Regions from separate parts of the Homo sapiens genome. Here region 2 is linked to region 1. The links are chromatin contacts, found by Hi-C or POLR2A ChIA-PET in ENCODE. All regions are on one chromosome and are shown on one strand. The core of a region is the stretch at or near the end of the contact, and the rest is flanking DNA. Distances in the headings are between cores, read along the strand shown.

Evidence for each region. A loop is a pair of places that touch in the nucleus more often than their neighbours do. ChIA-PET counts read pairs that join two places held with the same protein, here RNA polymerase II (POLR2A). Pooled maps may share reads with other maps.
Region 2: a pooled map shows a loop between it and region 1 (5-fold over the local background). The contact joins the promoter of UBQLN1 here to the promoter of CARNMT1-AS1 in region 1. A Hi-C loop is called at or near these places in 4 of 50 pooled maps. POLR2A ChIA-PET finds 5 or more read pairs at or near these places in 2 of 52 experiments (CD4-positive, alpha-beta T cell and naive thymus-derived CD4-positive, alpha-beta T cell).

Annotation. Positions count from the first base shown.
Region 1 is chr9:74,951,103-74,954,671 of GRCh38, forward strand. CARNMT1-AS1 (CARNMT1 antisense RNA 1) reads left to right here and starts at 1,863. Exons shown (of 5, transcript NR_121183.1): 1 at 1,863-2,015. It overlaps C9orf40 (chromosome 9 open reading frame 40), which reads right to left and starts at 1,810. Exons shown (of 2, transcript NM_017998.3): 1 at 1,084-1,810. The coding sequence starts at 1,509. RefSeq lists an enhancer at 702-771 and silencers at 1,102-1,311, 1,582-1,791.
Region 2 is chr9:83,706,326-83,709,894 of GRCh38, forward strand. UBQLN1 (ubiquilin 1) reads right to left here and starts at 1,633. Exons shown (of 11, transcript NM_013438.5): 1 at 1,175-1,633. The coding sequence starts at 1,354. It overlaps UBQLN1-AS1 (UBQLN1 antisense RNA 1), which reads left to right and starts at 1,510. Exons shown (of 2, transcript NR_135839.1): 1 at 1,510-1,987. RefSeq lists enhancers at 656-1,546, 1,314-1,383, 1,547-2,435.

The sequences.
Region 1 (3,569 bases), core at 613-3,112:
ACTAGTCACGTTTCAAGTGTTCTTACCGGCTAGCGGCCGGGCAGCAGAGATCTAGGCAAACCGAGGCATACCTAGATCTTCTCAGGATTCTTACATGCAGAGATGAGGCAGGCTCATGTCTTGAATAAAAACCCGCCAATGATTCTCATATACGCCTTAAGGCCCAAATTAATTTTCTTTTTTCTTTCTTTTCTTTTCTTTTTTTTTGAGACAGCGTCTCACTCTGTGGCCCAGGCTGGAGTGCACTGGCCCAATCTCAGCTCACTGCAACCGCCATCTCCCAGGTTAAAGTGATTCTTGTGCCTCAGCCTCCCGAGTAGCTGTGATTACGGGCATACACCACCACACCCAGCTAGTTTTTGTGTTTTAATAGAGACAGAGTTTCACCCTATTGGCCAGGCTGGTCTCGAACTCCCGACCTCAGGTGATCCACCCGCCGTGGCCTCCCAAAGTCCTGGGATTCCAGGCGTGAGACACCACGCCCCGCCCCCAAATTAATTTTCAATGATACTTTTGCCTAGGATCAGATTTAACACTATGAGTTAAAACAAAGCTTTGACCAAGGTACGGTGGTCCATCCTTTTCTCCAGAAGCTGTACCAGCCGGTAGGACGTTCAATTAATCAATGGCTACCACACTGGTCTCCCTCTAGAAAAAGAACTCTATCCCGAATTCTAGACTAATCATCGTTAAACCCAGGAAGGCCCTCTACACCTTTATCTGTCGTTTGTCTTTGGGCTGAACCTATGCCCTGACGGTCTGCGTTCTCGCCATGCTCACAGCCCGCCACGACCCACGGTCCCGTTTCCCTTTTACGGAGCGCGGCGCTGACGCCGCAAGGCCACTTCTATCGCTCCCGACCACGGTCTGTTTCCCCCTCGCCCAGCCCAGTGCTTTCTGCCCATCGGACTCTCGGGGTGTGCTTCTGGCGGTCGGCGTCCTCTCCCGGAGCGGTGACCCCTTCTTTCAACCCCCTCAGGCGTCTTAACCTACACAAGTCATGAGTGGGAACCGGGGCGTTTTGTGTGTGTGGGGAAAAGGCAAGCCCCTTCGCCCCTCAGCCCACCCGCCCCCAGCCCCTACCTGGCGCGATGCGACCCCCCAGTCTCCCCGCGGGGGTCCTGCGCGCCCCGCCCCGTCGTCGCCACCGCCCCCCGGGAGCCGGGCGCCCGGGAGCTCCTCCCCCGGCCCCGGCAGTACGGGCGGCGGCGGCAGCGGCGGATCGCCTGTCTCCAGACCGTGGTCCTCACGCTCCTGGCCGCTCGGGGCGCTGTTGTCCCCGCTGTCACGGCGCTTGCTGGGCGAAGCCGAGGGCTCTGCCATGGTCCCTGCGTCGATTTTGCGCTTTCGGTGCTGCTCTGGGACGCCGAGGAGCTGCCCAGCATGCGCGACCCCGGGCGGCCGGATCCAGAGAGGCGGTGGCGGCGGCTGCTCAGCGAAGTCGCAAAGCAGGAGCCGCTTCCAAGGCACGTGGAACGTCACCGGCTCGGCCGCACGCCGCTTGGCCATGGGCCCAGAGGCTCGGGCGGAGCCCGCCAGGCGCGGGAGACCGAGTGCCGATAGCTGCGGGGGGCGAAGAGCGAGGACTGAGCGCGTGAGAGAGGGACAGGCCGAAGTCGGGCGAGGAGGCGACAGGACGCTGGAGGGGGTAGGGCGGGGCAGCTCGCGCAGGGCCTAGGGCTGGGGCTCCGGCTCGGAGGCAGCTCCCGCGCTCAGCCCTCGCCGCCGCCGAGATGCGGCCCGGACGTTGAGAAGCAACCGCGAAGCGGCGGAGATTCGAACCTGCGCACAACGTGCGCGCGCGCACTCTGTCTGGCCAGGCGGAGCCGCTGGTTGGTGGAGGCTCGCGGGGCGCGCTCCCGAGCGCCCTCGCGACCGGAAGTGCGCGCTCGGGGGTAGGCGGGAAGGCCGCGGCGGGATTAATTAAAGACCCGATCAAGCGGCCCGCAGAGGGGCGTGACCTTGTTTCCTCAGGAGTGTGGCGGTGGTCTTACTACTATGTTCGTTATAGCGCGGTACGTTCTAGACCCTTCTATAGGAAATTTAAAACCTTTAAAATGTGTATTTCCTTCCTCCAGTCAGTGACCACGGGGGCGTCTCCATGAGATTAAGACAAAGATTATAATAGAGTTCCAGACTATCCTGGGCAACATAGCAAGACCTCGTCTCTACAAAAAATCAAAAATAGGCCAGGCTTGTTGGCCTGCCCCTGTGGTCCCAGCTACTCGGGAGGCTGAGGAGGAAGATTCACTTGAGCCTGGGAGGTGGAGGCTGTAGTGAGCCAGAGATCGCACCACTACACTGCAGCCTGGGCAACAGAGCGAGATGCCGTCTCAAAAAAAAAAAAAAAAAAAAGGAAAAGGATAATACAAGCTTTAAATAAAACTAGTGTTTAAGAAGCTTCACAGTAGGTTGTTATTCAAAACAAAAGACTGAAGGGAGTCTGGGCTGAGGGAAGTAGCTAAAGCTAACAGAAAACACAAATCGAAGTGTATGTTTTGCATGTTTTGCGCAGCTGCTGTGGAAGGTGAAGCAGGCCCTACATTCCTGGAAGATCTCTTGATTAAAAACTTATGGAGGAAGTTACAGACAAAATGTGCAGCTCATCCAAAATAGCTGAGTAGTTGGCAAGAACCAAGCCTGAAGCGCAGCTGTCCTTTCTAACTGAAACCTAAAATTGTTGGGCTCTTAATTAATGTTGGAAGGCTGAGTTCCCTGCTTACTATGGGCGGTGGTCAGATCAAGATTCTATGGCCATTACAGCAAAATAGTGTTGTCAGGTGAAGTGAGGTGGAGACAATTGCAGTATATTTACTATTTTATTATTTTTATTTTTTATTTTGTTTGAGACAGGGTCTCTCTCGGCCACCTAGGCGGGAGTGCAGTGGTGCCATCACGGCTCACTGCAGCCGGGCCCCACTGAGCTCAAGCGATCTCCTGTCTGGGCCTCCCAAAGTGCTTGGTTTATAGGTGTGAGCCACCGCATCTGGTCGTATTTACTATTTTAATAGTTTGATAAAGACAGTAACCAAGTAAGCAGAAATGGAAGGAAGAAAATAAGACTATTACCAGTGCTTTGAAGGGAAAAACTATCATCCTCTGTAGAAAAAGTGTGCAAGAAAGATAATTCTATTTTAGTGCTAGGTACTATCTCAGTACTAATTTACCCTGTACCCCTGCATCTCAAGGTGGTTGTGAGAGGACAAGTTAATTATTAGTTATTAACAAGCACAGAAATGTACCAAGTTAGGGTAGTAAGCAATAGCTTTTCTGTTTGGTTTTTACTTTTCTTGTTTGAAATTGGTAACCGGCCGGGTGCGGTGGCTCACGTCTTTAATCCCAGCACTTTTGGGAAGATGAGGTGCACAGATCACCTGAGCCCAGGAGTTCCATACCAGCCTGGCCAACATGGTGAAACCCCATCTCTACAGAAAATACAAAAATTAGCCAGAGGTGGTGCCTTGCACCTGTAGTCCCAGGGAGGCTGAGGTGGGAGGATCGCTTGAACCCTGGAGGCAGAGGCCAAGATTGCACCACTGTACTTCCAGCCTGGGTGACAGTGTGAGACC
Region 2 (3,569 bases), core at 383-2,882, 8.8 Mb after region 1:
CAACTTTCCGCATGCTTGAAAATACAAAAATGGTAAGGAAAATTTTTACAAGCACTGGGAGACAAAAACAAAAGTGATAATTCTGTTGGTGGTAAAAGTTTCTCTCATTTGATGTTACACACCTCACTGCTTCACAAAATACACTACCTTTGGAACTCGTTAAACCAATACCCCAATCACCTACTGTCCCTGGGGAAACTGATAGGTACATTTCAGGAATTGTTGTTTCCTGTCACCAACTGTTCACGTTGTTTGCGATCTTCAGAGATTAAGTCAGTAATTATGGAAAACACGACGTATTCAACAATACACTAAAATTATTTGTTAAATTCCACCAAGAATCTTAATTAACTGCAAGATTTGTATTCCTGAACCAAGTTTAAGTAATATTCTGCATTCACTCCGATTTTCTTTTATTTGATTGCAACCGCTAATATCAACATCGCTATCGCCCCTCTAAAATCAAACAAAAACCTACCCAATGATTGGCATCTAAGAGATGATAAACATACTAAAAGGGAAAGAGCAAGTCATCAGTGAAAGAAAGTCATTCACTTTTCTCCTTAAACCTAGTACTATCACTATTACTTAAGATGGAGCTAAAAACAGTTTCTACGTCATAATTTTTTTTTAAAGGTTGCAAGGTGGGAAAGATTTCAGGAGTTAAAATGCAGAACTAAATATACACATGCACCTCACCCCAAAACCCACCTTAACAAGCAGGCACGTAAAACAACGAGGATCCCACCCACCCCTTTTTAATTCATGAAACAAAACCGCAGCCTGAGCTAAAGCGAACCCTCGCCCCCGCCCAGCCTCCACCCCGCCCGGAGGCTGGCGGTGGGTCCCTTTCCTTTGTGAGGAGTTGGAGGGGAGGCGACGGAGGGCGGGGAACTGGGGGAGGAGGCTGAGGGTCGGCGGATACCAGAGAAGGAAGGCTCCGAGAAAAGCGGCATCAGCCCGTCCCACAAACAGGCCGCGCCGCCACGCCACAAACCATTGCGGTGTCCCAAGGCGCAAACCCACGAACTTGGGTGTGATCTAATTTGGGACGACGCCCGGGAGAATGGCCGAGGACGACCCCTCTCCCAGGCCCTTCCAAAAGGTCTCCTGGGGCGGCGGGCGGAGGTCCTGCCGCCACCCCCATCCCGGCCCGAGCCCCAGGCGGCCTCACCTGCTGGACGGAGCTATTCTCGGGCACGGCGAATTCCTCCTTTTCCTTCGGGGTCTTCACGGTGACTTTCATGATTTTGGGCTCCGCGGAGGCAGCGGCCGCGGGGGCGCCAGCACCTTCGGCTCCGGCGGCGCTATCCTGGGAGCCCGGAGGACCGCCGCTTTCACCACTCTCGGCCATGGCTGTGGCGGCGGCGGCGGCGGTGACTCAGGCAAGCAGGAGGGAGCAGGCGAGCAAGGAGGAGCCAGCAGACACCAGAGCCGGCAGGCCTGGACAGCGAAGAATGCAGAGCACGCCGCCTCAGTAGCAACGGGCGCAGGGCCACCGTAGCGGGTGTGGGGCCCCGGAGCTCGGTGCAGGCTCTGGCGCAGGCCCGGGTCAGGCGCTCGGCAGCCGCCGTGTGTTCAGGCGCCGCTCGCTCACACCGACATCCGCAGCAGCCACCGCTTCCTCCTCCCTGCCCCTTCCCCCACGTCCCTTCGCCGGCGCCGCGCGGAGCACGCCGGGTAACGCGCCTGGCGGCGTCGCCGAGTCATCCCCGGCTGGCGCGACTTTGAGCTCAGCCTGCGTGCCTTTTCCTTTCCCGCTCCATTGCCCAAAGTGCAGGCGAAGCCAGTGTGAAGGACTAAAAGCAAAATGGGGCGGGGTAGGTCAGTTCATGGTTTTTTTCCACTCCTTTCACCAAAAACTAAATCGCAGTTTCCAGTTAAGCGCTGTAACGGCGCACCGAGATGACGTCACGGTTAGCGAAATTACTAGAAAGGGACCAGTGGGCCCTGCGGCCGCGGCTGCGCCTGCGCGCTTGCTGTCCAGGTAGTCTCCCCACCTTACCTCATGCCCAGCTGGGCCGTGTTCACCCCTCCGCGCTGTCACAATCGCCTTGCCCTCCCTTGCCTCTCTGTCTACTCTGCGTTCCCCGCTGGGAGGAGGGTCTGGTGATAAAATAGCGGCGAGGTATTTTGTTATTTTAATATGCTTAGCGTTTGATATTTGGAGGGGTCGTATTGCCCTATGCGGGGGAGTTGGGGTAAGTTAATGGTGGAAAGGCCTCAGCACAACGAACAGAAAATGGAGTGAACGCCCGTGACTGCCCTGCGCAATCCTGCGGAGTCATTGCTTCATGGCCAGAGCTTATTTACCGCCCTCGGGTTAGCCCGGTTTGGTCAGACGATCAGTCAGGCAACCTGTATTGACAGTGGCCTCTGCTGCTACGATGACAGCTGTGCGCGAGCGCCCCCAGATTATCTGTGTGTAGGGCGGAACAGGGTGCCCGAGGAGTGTCCACCCAAATGGGACAATTTAATATAGTTGAGGTGTTCGCCTTATATTCTATCAAATTAAGTTACTGGTCAATTTCAGGCTTTAAGTGGCATTAAGGATAGTTCCAAAATTATTTTCAGTGTAATACAGAGAGAAATTATCTCTGAGAATCCTAATTTGAAATGACGTCATTGGCTTTTAAAGATGACTTGCAAGGAATGTACAAACCAGCCCATTATTAATCAATGTTGCACAATTTAAATCCTGACAGCCCACTATGACCCAAATCCGCAAAGATACATTCTGCCTTTCTGCTCCTAAGCCGTCCAACCCTGTTCTGAGAATAAATACTGTTACATAAACACGACTTTTTAGCAGAGCTCTATGGAATCTGGGTCTAAGAGAATCCTGAGGGTATCGATTTCAGTATAGACATCATTTGATATCACCTAAATTTCTGGCAGCATGGCTCAATAACAAGGCCTTCTGCTTAATGAAGGATGACTACTTGGTTATGTCCAGGTGTGAGATGATCACTGCTTCTAAAGCTAGAAAGTGCCACAACTGGACAACCAATCATTTGGAATTTCTTCCATATGTCTAAATAAAATTTCTCCTCAACTTCATTAGCTCCTCATTACCTGTTTTTCCCTGTCATGCTGTGTCTTACCTGCATGCTTTGCCTAGGCTGCCTTCCTCTACCTAGAATGACTTTCCCCTTGCCTTCACCTGTCTAACTTCTACTCATCCTGTATCACATGCCCCAGGAAGACTTCACTCCCTACCATTTAGAGATATGGTTTTTCCCTTGATTCTCCAACAAATACCGTGTGTGTGTGTGTGTGTGTGTGTGTGTGTGTGTCTGTCTCCCTGCATTTATGGACTTTGCAATTATCTGTGTCTACATTATTGTCTAAAAATGTTTGATGTGTGTGACACTATAAGGTAATAAGATTTACCTGTAAGAAGATACCATATAGTTATCCATTGTTATGGCACTTTTTAGATATAATCCTGACCTGCATGAGAATCGGAGGTGGGGGCACTATGGTGTAAATCAGAGATTAGTGAACTTTCTGGGAGGGCTAGATAGTAAATATTTGGTTGGTGCCAAAAAAAAAAATTTGCAAAAACC